2 separate regions of the Homo sapiens genome follow, and region 2 is linked to region 1. The links are chromatin contacts, found by Hi-C or POLR2A ChIA-PET in ENCODE. All regions are on one chromosome and are shown on one strand. The core of a region is the stretch at or near the end of the contact, and the rest is flanking DNA. Distances in the headings are between cores, read along the strand shown.

Region 1 (7,376 bases), core at 624-3,123:
AAAAATAAGCACTGCAGTTGGGAACTCTGTCTCTGAAAGCTGAATACAGAAGGCATAGATGCTGCATCTTGAGTGTCCAGCTCTTCTGTGCTGGACATCAGGATGTATACACTTAACCTGGGAGGCTTAGAGTTGGGAAGAGAAGAGTTAGATCGAGGGCAAGGCTTCTGACTCCTCTCTGGGGAAAGAAGAATGGATACGTGTAGAGGTGCTATGTGCAAAAACAGCACCTCCACCTCTGCTACCCTCCCTGCAACACAACACACACACACACACACACACACGTACACACACACTCACTAAGGTCCTGCAAAGCCCGTGAAGAGACATACCACCTCTCCTTGCCAAAGGGTGTTCGGCCTTAAAATGCCATAAACAAAAACATATACAGAAATATTTTCGCTACAAGGACCCAGATGTCTAAGCAGTTTAACAGAAAGCTTGGCACCCCTGGGTGGTCATGCATGCCAACCAGATTTCTCATGCTTTAAGAAGTCTATTTTTTAAAACAGGATTGACCAAACTAATGGGGTCTGCTCTGGATGGTGAAAATGTTTACTTTCATTTCCCCCCAACCCCCTCGCCTCCCCAGTTCCCCCTGAATATATTCTCAAGAAAGAGTATGTCTTTGGGTGGTTGCAAGTAGGAAGTTTCAAGGCTTTTCTCCCTAACGAATACCGAACACTGAGCACACAGGAGGGGAACAGAAACTTGGAAGCAGAGCAAAGGACCAAGTTATCCTCCTGTCTAACCCTGCTCAACAGGATCACCCTGAAGTGTGGCTCTGAAGATATTTGTGAACTCTGGCACAGCTGTTTGGCAGAATTAATACTAAAACCACAGGTCTTGCAAAAACAAAGAATCAAAAAAAAAAAAAAAAAGTGAAAACCAAACAGCAGGAGGAAACCCTTAGGAAAGCTCGGTGTCTTTCAGACATGAGATTTTCTTTCTCCCACTCTACTTGACTGGCCTGACCTGGGGTCCAGTCCCACTTCCTGGTGGCTGCGGAAATCCGCAGTGAGGCTCAGTGTGGATTTTGGCTTCAGAGGATTTGGGAAATTCCACCTTTCAATCTGAAATCTGGGGAAAGTCCCAGAAAACAACGGATTACTATATTTCTCTCATGAACCAGACTGAAGCAAGGAGTCAGGTCTAGGACCAAGGACCTCGGCACTCCAGGGAGCCCAGGGCCCCTCAGAAAGGTCTCGCTTGGCCACCGAGAGCGTGGGGCCGTAGCAGTTGGCAAGCGGGGGAGGGGGGTCACGCACAACTGCTCTGGAGCCACACTGCATAAATGGCATTCGTTTTTGTTTTCTGATTAGAAAAACGTTGAAAAGAATACCAAAGTACAGAGAAAACACACCCCCATCTCCAATGTTTCCTCATTTATGTAAATATTCTCATATTTTATAAAACAGGGAGGTGCTGTCTATAATTTTTGCAGGCTTTCCTTAGCATATGGTGAGCGTGTGCCAGGTGAGCAGGAGCAGCGGGGGATGACTTCCGATCCGACACCCCCAAAATCTCCTGGACAAAGCTGCTGTCTTTGCGGGATAAACAGAAAAGGGCCAGTCCCCACCTCACCCCCAGCCCGCCGCCCCGCAAGTACCTGGGGCTGGGGAGTCAGTGAACTCTCTTCAGCTGTTCGGCTCTCCCGGCTCAGAGCGAGGGGAATCGAGGAGACTGGGCGCAGGATGGGGGTGGACACCCGGCCGCTGCTCCTCCGCGCGGGTAAGTGTGAGCCCCGGGGTGCGGGGAACCGAGCCAGGGACCAGTGACCGCGAGCCGCCGATCCTCCCGCGCTCCCGCGCGCGCGGCCTGCCTTCCCACTGGCTGGCAGAGCACGTCCTCTCGCGCCCGGGGCCTTTGTAAAGAGCGCAGCGGTGGCGCGGAGGTTTTCAGGCTCCGCCCGCTCCACTCGCGCTCCCGCCCCTTCCTTCCTCTCGAGGTGACCCGGCAGCTGGCGCCTTTCTCACCAGGTACCCAGCCCCCTGGCCGCCTCTCTCAGTTCTCTGGCAGGGTTTGGTGCGCGGTACACCGACCCGGACCGCGCCTTCCCAAACGAGTGGCCTCTCCTCCAGCCCGATTGGCGAGCTAGAGAAAAGAAGGGAACTGGATCACTTCAGCATTAAGGAGGACTTTTCCCCAAAATGAGTGTTGCCCCAGGGCGTGGGCAGGCGGGGAGCTGAACTAATCTTTCGGTGACTCCAAGGATACCAAGCAAGCCAGTGCGTGGCATGCACGAGCTCCTCTAATCATCGCAGTCCCCCTTACACATGAGTAAACCGAGGCTCAGAGAATGGTGGAGTGTGGCGAGCAGAAGTGGAATTTTTTTTTTCTTTTTTTCTTTTTTTGAGACGAGTCTCACCGTGTCGCCCATGCTGGAGTGCAGTGGCGCCATCTCGGCTCACTGCAACCTCTGCCTCCCGCAGAGGCGGGATTTGAACTTGCTCCAGGTTGCCCTCGCCTTACACCCAGCAGAGCAGTCCAGTCGCTTTCTCTCCTGCCGCTTGCATCGTAATGGACATCCAGAGTCCACAAGTAAAAGCTGGTACATGATGAAATGGGAAACACCTCTCAGGAGTCCTTTATAGCTTAGAAGAAGGTAATGCTACCTTTCTGCCTCAGTGAAAAGATTTGGAATCACCTAAGTGTGAAGAACCTAAGGAGAGTAGGTGTCAAGAGAGGATAGACCCGGGTGCCGTGGCTCAAACCTGTAATCCCAGCACTTTGGGAGGCCGAGGTGGGCGGATCACGAGGCCAGGAGTTTGAGACCAGCCTGGCCAACATGACGAAATTCCATCTCTACTAAAAATACAAAAGTTAGTTGGGCTTGGTGGTGGGTGCCTGTAATCCCAACTACTCGGGAGGCTGAGGCAGGAGAATCACTTGAATCCGGGAGGCAGAGGTTGCAGTGAGGCCGGGATGGCGCCATTGCACGCCAGTCTGGGCAACAGAGTGAGACTCTGTTTAAAGAAAAAGAGAGAGAGAGGATAGACACTGTAGAGACCAGCAATCCCTGTTGGGAACCAGTGTCATGGAAGACTTTTTCCACAGACTGGGGTTGGGGCCACGGGAGATGGTTTCAGGATGATTCAAGCCCATTTCATTTATTGTGCACTTTATTTCTATTATTATTGCATTGTAATATATAATGAGATAATTATACAACTCACCATAATGTCGAATCAGTGGAAGTCCTGAGCTTGTTTTCATGCAACTAGACGGACACATTTGGGGGTGATGGGAGACAGTGACAGATCATCAGGCATTAGATTCTCATAAGAAGCGGGCAACCTAGATCCCTCCCATGTGCAGGGTTCCTGCTCCTATAAGAATCTAATGCCCCAGTGATCTGACAGGAAACAGAGCTCAGGCAGTAACACAGGTGACGGTTAGCAGCTGTAAATACAGATGAAGCTTCGCTTGCTGGCCCTGAGCACACCTCCTGCTTTGCCGCTGGGTTCCTAACAGTCCATGGACCACTGCCAGTCCATGGCCCAGAGGTTGGGGACCCTTGCCATAGAAGGAGAAAGAAGACTGAGGATAGATAGAGGAAGGAGGACAAAACTTGGCTTGGCTGAGATCACAGCGGCCTACTTCTTCGCATGGGAAACCAAATTCTGATGATGGAAATGAGTGGAAGCCCCTTGTCTGTCTTCTGTCCTTGAGTTCAGGAGAGTTGCTTGTTTGTGGATCAGTTTCACTGGCAATAAAATGACACTGATGTCCACCTGATAAAGAGGTGCTATGGGTGCGGTTAAGTTTTGAACTGTGTCAGAGCTAGGTATAATCAAGTACAGTGACTGTGGGGAAAGAAGGGTACATTTACAAGTGAGGCAGATTCCCGTAAGGGCTGCAATTTTGTTAATCATCAACATTTATTATTTCTTCTCTAGAAGTGACAGTCAGGGTACCTTCTCTCAGCTGATGAACATGAGAGCAGGTGGAAGATAAGACGTGCTATCTGATTATGTCAGTGAACTCATACAGTAGAACAGTATTATCAGAATTGGAGTTTCCAATCTCTAATTTGAAAACTGACAAAAGGCCCAGAAAATTTCTAAAAGCTTGAATAAGGCCAGAGCCCCCAAAAAAGTGACTATTTATTTCTGTACTTTCAATTTATTAAGTTTTCTGAAAATCACCAGGGGACATTTGCAAAAGAAGCAATTTTAAGTCACTCATATCTAAATTAGGCAAAGTAATTTGTAATATGGGCTTTATTATTGTTTCAGTTTGTATAAAACCATTAAAAATGATTATTTTTAATGAAGAGATTATTTTAGTTATTATTTAAAACATGAACATCATTCTTTGATAACGAAAATGTCTTTACTGTTAAAGAAACACAATAGGAATTTTAATTATGCAATGAAAGGTACTAGACATTTCAGGAAGGGGTTTATACAAATATCCTCATCTCAGGCTATTATTTCTCTTAAAACAAGCAAATTACTAAAGTCTGAAAGTACTTTGGCCAAAGTTACATCAGACTGAGGAAATGTAAGGCTTCCACTGTGTGCCACCGTTACAAATATGCTAATGAGAACATAGCAGCTGGAAATCACCTTTGAGGCCCTCTTATTGCGGTTTTTCTTTTTGAAAAGAAAAACCAAAAAACAAAAATATTTTTGTTTCAATGTGATCGTGTCATTTTGATAAATTCATTATCTGATCCTGACATAGCCTTAAAGTGTGAAACTTTCTCTTGCACATAGAACTGCTCATGGGCTGCCAACATCTTTTAAATTAGACAGATGCAGTTAAACTCTCCTGTGAATTCAACAGGATTTTAAACTTGGTTAACCTCACTTGCTACAACCAAATGCCCTGAGTGGTGTTGGGGTTATAGGAAGTAACATAAATGCTTTCAGGAAAAAATTACAAGAAACCCTTCAGGGAAATGACTATACTAAAAGTTGGGCTAGGATTGTATTCAAAATAGACGAAAACAGTAGGCATGTGTTATTGATACAGAAAGGAGGGATTTACTGTTTTAATTACCAATGACCCATCATTTAATTTGAAAATAACATAAAATGCCCATAATCCATTATATTTCGATCCAGCTTTGAACAATTTGAAATTTCTAAATTGTATTAACGTTTAAAAAAAAAGTAAAAATTTATCTTGGCTCTCCTATTCAATTGATGGCATGCCATCACTTCCTGTTATCATCATCCCTCATCCCCATGACATGGGTCAATATAATTTCTAATTAAGTTACTTGGTTGTTTGGAAATACAAAGTTTTTCCGTGGCAAGAATCTTAAGAGTTTTAGATATTTTTGCTAGCCCATAATTAAGATGATGTACATTAAACGCCTACTGTATGTTATTTAACATAAAAAATAAAAGCAGCTAATTTGTGGTAATACAATCACACCATGTAAAAAAAAAGAAGAGGTGCATGTTTGTGTTACTTGCTGATAAATGAATTATATGACCTCGCTTTCTGTCCAAGGCGTTCTAAGCACCTGAGACCCACACTTGTCTAACTCTCCCCTGTCCGGCCCTGACGTTTACATTATGTGCAGTTCAGCTCAAGTGTGTCTCACCGCCTCATGGTGGATGCTCTCTGCTAACAAGTGAAAACATTTAGAATCACCTGAGATAGCTGACCTAAATCGTTTTCCACTAGTTCCTAAATGAGGGACAGGCGGCAGCCCAAATCTCTTCCTCTTCCCTGTTCTTGAAGTCAAGTGACCACAATTAAAATTAACAACTTAAAGCCGAGCCCAGTGGCTCACACCTGCAATCCTAGCACTTTGAGAGGCTAAGGCAGGCAGGCAGATCACTTGAGGCCAGGAGTTTGAGACCAGCCTGGCCAAACTGGTGAAACCCTGTCTCTACTAAAAATGCAAAAATTAGCCATAAGTGGTGGCATGCACCTGTAGTCCCAGCTACTCAGAAAGCTGAGACATGAGAATCGCTTGAACGTGGGAGGTGGAGGTTGCAGTGAGCAGAGATCATGCCACTGCACTCCAGTCTGGGCAACAGAGTAAGACTCTGTCTCAAAAAAAAAAAAAAATTGAAAAATAAAATGAGCATTTTAAATCTATGTGTGAAGGATGCACTACTAAAGAAAACAGAGTGCAGAACAAAAATGCTAGCATTTGTGGAAAAACATAAATATGTGAACTATCCAAGGAGATAGAATGGATAATGTTGGTTAATTCTGAGGAGAACATGGCTGACAGAGGACAGAAGGCTGGAGTCAGGCAGAGAGTTCTCACTGTGTCCTTTTTCCAACAGTTTGGCTTTTTGTAATTATCTTCATGTGTTACAGTTACAAACACATACAGACTTTTAAAGAAGAGTCGAGTAAGAGAAATCCCCCAAGAGACAGGTCTCAATGCTTTAAAGCCTTAATATTTTTCATATGATGGAGGTTTACAACAAAATTCAGGCTCTCAAGAAAACAGTCAGATGGTGAGGAGAAAAGTGGATCCCCTAAAGACAAGGCCTCTCAAGGGTGCAGGGAGAGGAATGAGTCAGCCTGTTTGGGCCATCATTTCTGTCCCACGCTGGAGGCAGTTGTGGGAAAGGTGCTGTGGGAGGCAGAATTCTAAAATGGCTCCCTAGGTCTTCACCCCCTGGTATGCACAATTTGTATAATCTCCTCTTGAAAAGAGGTAGAACCTATAAATATGTTGTAATATCACTATGGCGATTAGGTTTATAATCAGTTATCTTTGAGTTAACAAAATGGGAGATGATCCAGCTGGGCTGGGCCTAATCAGGTGAGATTTTGTTTTTGTTTTTGTTTTCTTTTTTTGAGACAGGGTCTCATTCTGTCATCCAGGCTGGAGTGCAGTGGTGCGATCTCTGTTGATTGCAACCGCCACCTCCTGGGTTCGAGCGATTCTCCCACCTCAGCTGAAACTACAGGAGCATACTACCATGCCCGGCTAATTTTTTTATTTCTTGGTAAAGGTGGGGTTTCACCATGTTGGCCAGGCTGGTCTTGAACTCCTGATCTCAGGGGAGCCTCCTGCCTTGGCGTCCCCAAAGTACTGGGATTACAGGCACGAGCCACCGCACCTGGCCTAATCAGGTGGGTTATTAAAGGTAAAAGGACTTCACCCTTCATGAAGTCAAAGACACATGCTCCTGCTGGCCTGGAAGGAGCAAATATCCATGCAGGAGCTGCCTACGAAGGCCACATGGCAAGGAAATTCCAGTGGCATCTAGGAGCTGAGAGTGGCCCAGTCAATAGCTAGCAAGAAAATGGGGGCCTCAGTGCTACAACTGCAATTCTGCCAAAAACCTGAATAAACCTCGAAGGACCCCAAGCCTCAGATAAGAAGTGCAGTGCTCTCAGCTATAAGTGTGCCCAGACTTCTGACTGACAGAAACCTTGAAATAATAAAT
Region 2 (7,376 bases), core at 1,547-4,046, 200 kb before region 1:
ATTGTCAAACACTTGCAATGAACTGTATTCCCTCTCTTCAGAGAATTGTTCTAATTTTAATTATACATACATTAACATGATTCATTTATTAACTTTTCTTTCCATTACTCTTTAAGGTTTCAGAGAGCAGGCATCATATTCTTTTAGAACAGCATTTTACCCTCAGTGTATTACACAGATCCTGGAATATATTTGGTGTTTGACAAATATTTGTAAATGAATGGATATGTTCATTGATTGTATCTCTTAAATCCTCTTCTAAAAGTATATTGTAGTTTGCCCATTGCTCTGGTATGCATGTGGGTGTCCCTTAAAATTCCTATGTTGGAAATTAACCCCCAGTGTGATAATACAGCCTGTAGGAGGTGATTAGGAGGTACAGTCTTTAGGAGGTGATTAAGTCATGAGGGCTTTGCCCTCATGAATAGAATTAGTGCTTTTATGAAAGAGGTTGAAGGGAGCTGCCTTGCCCTTCTGCCATGAGAGGACACAGCAATAAAGTGCCACTAATGAAACAGAGAATGAGCTCTCACTAGACACCAAACCTGCCAGTACCTTGTTCGTGGATTTCCCAGCCTCCAGAACTGTGAGCAATAAATTCTGTTGTTTAAAAATTACCTTATCTAAGGTATTTTGTTATCGCAGCAGGCATGGAGTAAGATGTATTCAGAAAAAAAAATATGAGTCTTTCAGGAAAATAAAACACCCAATTTTTTCTTCATTATTAGTGACGCTAAAAGGCAAAGAGCATGTACAAGGAGAAAAAAAAAAAGGCATTGGCTTAAGGATTGGGAAGCCAACTCCCAGTCTGTCTGCCGTGCTCAACCTCTTACACATTGTGGGAAACAGACCTGCATTTTTTTAAGGTTTTTCTGAAACCATCTAATTTTCAGAATATTGCCCATTAATGCAATTAATGGACTATTTCAGAAGAAAACTTTGAAAACTGTATTATTTCTCAAGAAATATTTTGAAATTATTTGTATCTATTGAGCACCTACTTAACAAATGCTAATTTGGCCTATGGACTTGCTTCTAACTATGCATTAGCTCATACATGCATAGCGACCAATATACCTGGATATAACTAAGATGCCACAGAAAAGGTTTCCTTTACCACAAGGAAGCACAACCAGCCCAATTCCAATTACACATGGAAACTAGAACTTGGATACCATTTATTTCTCGGGTGAAAAGATTAGGAATATATTGTAAAAAATGACGACAGAGTGTCCATTTCTAATGGGGAATTTTGACACTCTATTAATAATCAATTTTTCATGGATTTTCCATTTGTCTTTTTCCCAGAAGATGCCGTTATGGCATTTTCCACAGTGGTTTAAAAATGTGTATTTTCTAATAACCTTCTAATTGTAAAAAGATAAATTTTTACAATTTATCTTTCATCAAACTCTCTGCTTTGGCTTTGTCTAAAGTAAAGGATGAAAAAAATAACCTGCTTAAAAATTTTTAATAGAGTTTACCAAGATAAATTCCTTAGGTAGGTTTCATCTGGTATTCCTATTTCCAGAGACTTCACCATGTGGAAAGATGCTCGAAACTGATAATTATATAAACCTGAAGGAGAACATTTGGCTGAACATATGTAGCTGGACTTTCAACAAAGTGTGCAATGATGTTTTATAAAAGTAATGCCACCAAGCAAGAGAGAGTCCTTTTTTAAGTCATCATAAGTAATTACATAAGTTCCCACACTCAGAGGACCAATATTTACTAAGTTTCCTAATGGCATTTAGCAACAAGTCTTACTATTAAAAAAGGAGATGTACCTCAGCAAAATATTCAGGTTGTAAATGTTTAGGGAATTAAGGAGTTGGTAGGTGGTTAATAAAACAACAAGATGCATAGCTAAGGAAAAAGCAAATGAAGCAGGAGCTGTTATTGTTTTCCATAATCACCATATAAGCCAAAAAATGTGGTTTATAATTATGATGTATGCATGGATTTGTCTAGAAAGACACATTGTGGTAAGGCCTACATCAAAATAAGATCAGAAAAACCTTTTCTAGTGGTAGCTATATATCACTAACCTACTAACAAAGGTACTAACTTCAACTTGCCTTGGGACTCAGCCTATGTCAAACAAGAGTCCTCTTTTGAGGATGAAAATCAGGCAGCATTCAGCTCACTGCAACCTCCACCTCCTGGGCTCAAGCGATCCCCCCACCTCAGTCTCCCAACTAGCTGGGACTACAGGCAAGTGCCATCATGCCCGGCTAATTTTTGTAATTTTTGTAGAGACAGGGTTTCACCATGTTGCCCAGGATGGTCTCAAACTCCTGGGCTCAAGCAATCCACATGCCTCAGTCTCCCAAATTGCTGGGATTACAGGCATGAGCCACCGTGCCCAGCCTAACATGTTGCTTAATTACACGTATCGAGCGAGTATGGTGGCTTCTTAAAAAGTTAAGTATGGAATTACCACATATGGAATATAGTCCATGGAAATTCAACTTGACCTGAATTTTAAATATATATACCTATATATGCATACACACTTGTTTTATATGTGCACCATTTGAAGTTGGCATTTATTAACAGGATATTTCTATTACTCACATGAAAAAGAGTTCGTGAGGCTTTTAGGTACACCCACCTGCACTGCTTACCTTGCAAATTCACCCCAACCTCTTTCTTGCCTGTATGGATAGTCCCATTTACATTTCATATACCAGAGAAATCCTAAGTCATTTATTACTTAAAAACCAATGATGACATTTCTTGGCAAGGCCCCAACATTATTAATTTATGAGAGAAGGCTGTAGTAACTTATCCAAGAAGGCCACATGTTTTCTTCTCTGTCATCCTTGACCTCATTTGTGGCTGTGTTTCCTCCTTCCCTGAATGCATATTATCCCCATGATCCTGGAGGAAAAATGACTCATCTGCTCAAAGGTGAATGTTTTGGAATATTTATTGTTTGAGACCTGGCTGACTCATGTTTATGGCTTTTCCTGTGATTTCTCTTTTATTCAGAGTTTCCTGAGCATGATCTTTTCACCTCTCGGGACTTGTCCATGATTTTATTTCAAAGGAAATGTCCTCCCTCAAACACTACTTTCCTGAAGGGTGGCTATTTGTCCTTAAAGTCCAAGTAAATAAGAAACCCCCTCATAGAAGTTCTTCAGGGTCCTTCTTTCCATCTCTCATTGGATTAATCACAGGCATATCTGCGCTCCCAGGGTATCTTGACACAGACATCTATGGCTGCACTTTCCTCACCACATTGCAATGTCCTTCCACTCAGAGAGGAGAGAACTGTGCACTTCCCTACTAGACTGTTGCTCTTCTCCCATGGAGAGAATTTTTTTTTGTCTCTATATTATCTGCACATAAGACAATGCCAAGAACTAATAGATTCCCAATTAGTGTTTGTTCAATGTTGATTATTTGAATTCTAACATGTTGTCTATTATATTACTAGAGGAGCTGAGATTTAAATCCAGGCCTGTTGTATCCAAAGCCCATGATATTTCCCCTCCAACATATGATCTGTGTATCTGTTCACTAAGCCTCATTTTTTTCTTCCTCCTGACCACACAACTAGAGTTCATCTTCCAGTCATAAATAAACAAAAGTAAAATATGCCACTTTAAGGCGTGGCTTCTAAAAATAACTTCTGCCAATCTTGTACCATTTATTTCTTCCTTTGTTTGCTAGCTAGATTCAGAAGACCCAATAGAGGAATCCAAGACCCTAGTAAATAGCAGAGCCATTAGATAGAAAAAGTCTGGGCTCCTGAGTCACCACGTGGAGGAAGCTAGGAATATCCTAGTAGAAATATTGTGTGAGCAAAAAAGAATACTGTATGTTAGTTATTAAGCTGCTAAAAATTTTGAAGCTTTTATTCAGCAGTTAGCCTACCCTGATTAATGTACTACCAGAATTACAATTTTTATAACATTTTTCTGATTTTTAAAAGCTACATGTACACTCTAGAAAATTTAAAAATAGAAAATAATAAAAAAGAAAAATAATATTCACTACTCAGAGATAAACATTGTTTAATATTTTTGTTATACATTACACATTTTATCAGTGTTAAGGGGCAGGGGAGGAGTTAGATATAGTAGAGAGAACAAAGAGATGTTATTTAAAAGATAGAAGTAGCAGTTTTCTTAGAGAAGAGCACTATCTTGCTATCTTTTGTTCCTTGGTAAATTATTTCATTGTGAAGTGAAGTGATGGTCCCCAGGACATAGTATAGTAAGCAGAAGAATGGCAAAATTAAATTGTTTTGCCTAACAAGTAAAAGGATTTTGAGACTTTCTGGGCAATGAAAGAGCCAAACAGAGAAGTGAGAGAGAGAAGCCAGGAAGAAGTTCTCAGTGTTGGGAATTCCCAAGAGACATTCAAGAACAAGAATGTGTAGCATCTAGTCTTACATTGTTTGCCTTGTGTCCTGCTATCCCATAATGCAAACCCCTTGCTGTGACACCCCTGGATGTTCAATGAATTCTCATCTATGTAAATGTTGATATGAGTTGTGTTTTAAGAAAACTGAGGGAAAAGGCAAGAAGTGAGAACATAATAGAAGTTAGAATCTCAGGAAGACATCAGAGGAAGAGATGACAATGAAAAACATAAGACCCCCTCCCTCCTAAATAACGTTATGTACATTTGCCCAAACTTTTCATGTCCTGCTATAATACACTTTTAACAGCTGCATGCTATTCCAGCATATGACCACTCCATCACTGACTGAACCCTCCCTATATCATGCCATTTACATTCCTTTCAGTTTTTCACTGTTAAACATAGTTCCTCAGCAAACATCCTCATACGTAAAATTTGGGTCCAGGCCCATTATTTCTTGGCTTAGCCAAGGCTCCCTTTGTTTAAAGAACAAAAAAATCGCTCAAATAAGTAGAAAAGAGCTTAAGTTAAAAAGCGAAACTTAATATAAGGATCCAGGGTTATTGCACAAAACCCACAACCTTAGGTAATAGGCCTCATAAGGAACTGGAAACCCCGGATGTAAGATCACTAGAAATTGCCATCTCTGTCACTTCCCTCAGAAGACACCCATTTTCACTTTCTGCCTGTATCTGTGTGTTTGAGAGAGAGATGCAATTTATAATTCATATTTATATTAAATAAATGATAACAGATACACAGTAGGTTCTGATAGCAATCTCCAAATCCTTCTAACTAACAAAACTACTAAATGTCACACAACTAACACAACTAGGCTTTTTTTCTTATGTGTTCTGTGTCTTGTGCTTATACCTCCTTTTCTTACTCACAATCTTATTCTAGGCATTAGTCTGTGATGAGGGGAACTACTTCTCACTTCAAAAATGCACTCAGTCATTCCCTACTTATCAACACCAGAAATGATACTCACTTCTTCCACCCCATCTTTCTCACCTGAGTGCTTTGTCCATGTGAGATGATCTTTACATTTCACAAAAGAGCTTTCTTCAGTATCGGGGGTGGGGCAGCGGCAGAGGTCTGCATCTTCTCCAAAATCCTATTTGCCTTTGATGCCCACATTGGGATCTGGAGTCTGGCAGGCTCTTGATTTCATCTCTGTTCCCTACTATAATTTTTCAAGTCTTATTTGTGGTCTATGGAAATGTTTGCCTTGTTTTGAGTTGGCCAGGTACTTCCACATATCTTCTTATAAAACTTGTCTAGCATTGCTGTTTGTTTGAAGCAGACAGGATGTGTCATAGCCTGAATTCATTGTGCTGTCCACTGATAACTCTTCCCTTCCTTGTACCTAGTGGCTTTCTCTCCTCCTCAAGCTCACTGACATGAGAGTCTTTCCCTTGAGTCCAAAGAAAGGAGGCATAGGCTGGGTAGATACCACAAAAAAAGTCTCTATGCAGCCTTAAGATAAATCCCTGGAGGTGGAATTTCTGTCTCAAGGATATGAACATTTTAAAGTTTTTGGTATATATTATAAAATTGCCCTCTTGGAGGAGGAGCCAAGATGGCCGAATAGGAACAGCTCCCGTCTACAGCTCCCAGCGTGAGCGACTCAGAAGACGGGTGATTTCTGCATTTCCATCTGAGGTACCGGGTTCATCTCACTAGGGAGTGCCAGACAGTGGGCGCAGGTCAGTGGGTGTGCGCACCGTGCGTGAGCCGAAGCAGGGCGAGGCATTGCCTCACTTGGGAAGTGCAATGGATCAGGGAGTTCCCTTTCCGAGTCAAAGAAAGGGGTGACGGACGCACCTGGAAAATCGGGTCACTCCCACCCGAATATTGCGCTTTTCGGACTGGCATAAAAAACGGCGCACCACGAGATTATATCCCGCACCTCGCTCGGAGGGTCCTACGCCCACGGAGTCCTCTCACTGATTGCTAGCACAGCAGTCTGAGATCAAACTGCAAGGCAGCAGCAAGGCTGGGGGGAGGGGTGCCCGCCATTGCCCAGGCTTCCTTAGGTAAACAAAGCAGCCTGGAAGCTCGAACTGGGTGGAGCCCACCACAGCTCAAGGAGGCCTGCCTGCCTCTGTAGGCTCCACCTCTGGGGGCAGGGCACAGACAAACAAAAAGACAGCAGTAACCTCTGCAGACTTAAATGTCCCTGTCTGACAGCTTTGAAGAGAGCAGTGGATCTCTCAGCATGCAGCTGGAGATCTGAGAATGGGGAGATTGCCTCCTCAAGTGGGTCCCTGACCCCTGACCCCCGAGCAGCCTAACTGGGAGGCACCCCTCAGCAGGGGCACACTGACACCTCACACGGCAGGGTATTCCGACAGACCTGCAGCTGAGGGTCCTGTCTGTTAGAAGGAAAACTAACAAACAGAAAGGACATCCACACCAAAAACCCATCTGTACATCACCATCATCAAAGACCAAAAGTAGATAAAACCACAAAGATGGGGAAAAAACAGAACAGAAAAACGGGAAACCCTAAAACGCATAGCGCTTCTCCTCCTCCAAAGGAATGCAGTTCCTCACCAGCAACAGAACAAAGCTGGATGGAGAATGACTTTGACGAGGTGAGAGAAGAAGGCTTCAGACGATCAAATTACTCTGAGCTACGGGAGGACATTCAAACCAAAGGCAAAAAAGTTGAAAACTTTGAAAAAAATTTAGAAGAATGTATAACTAGAATAACCAATACAGAGAAGTGCTTAAAGGAGCTGATGGAGCTGAAAACCAAGGCTCGAGAACTACGTGAAGAATGCAGAAGCCTCAGGAGCCGATGCGGTCAACTGGAAGAAAGGGTATCAGCAATGGAAGATGAAATGAATGAAATGAAGCGAGAAGGGAAGTTTAGAGAAAAAAGAATAAAAAGAAATGAGCAAAGCCTCCAAGAAATATGGGACTATGTGAAAAGACCAAATCTACGTCTGATTGGTGTACCTGAAAGTGATGGGGAGAATGGAACCAAGCTG

What was found. A loop is a pair of places that touch in the nucleus more often than their neighbours do. ChIA-PET counts read pairs that join two places held with the same protein, here RNA polymerase II (POLR2A). Pooled maps may share reads with other maps.
Region 2: a loop to region 1 is called in a pooled map, with 5 times the contacts of the local background. The contact joins the enhancer-like site here to the promoter of TIFA in region 1. A Hi-C loop is called at or near these places in 8 of 50 pooled maps. POLR2A ChIA-PET finds 5 or more read pairs at or near these places in 4 of 52 experiments (GM12878, HEK293, PC-3 and 1 more).

What each region holds. Positions count from the first base shown.
Region 1 is chr4:112,284,031-112,291,406 of GRCh38, forward strand. TIFA (TRAF interacting protein with forkhead associated domain) reads right to left here and starts at 1,874. Exons shown (of 2, transcript NM_052864.3): 1 at 1,610-1,874. RefSeq lists enhancers at 647-826, 857-976, 3,486-3,605 and a silencer at 1,617-1,926.
Region 2 is chr4:112,080,520-112,087,895 of GRCh38, forward strand. All of the region lies in intron 1 of LINC02945 (long intergenic non-protein coding RNA 2945), which reads right to left. Among named protein-coding and RNA genes, the nearest start is that of LINC02945, 28 kb to the right of the region's middle. RefSeq lists enhancers at 2,155-3,354, 2,754-3,048, 6,248-6,816. Within about 2 kb of position 2,797, at least 6 of the 41 ENCODE cell types and tissues checked have a DNase peak (open chromatin) inside an H3K27ac peak, as active enhancers do; they include PC-3, where a contact is called at or near this core.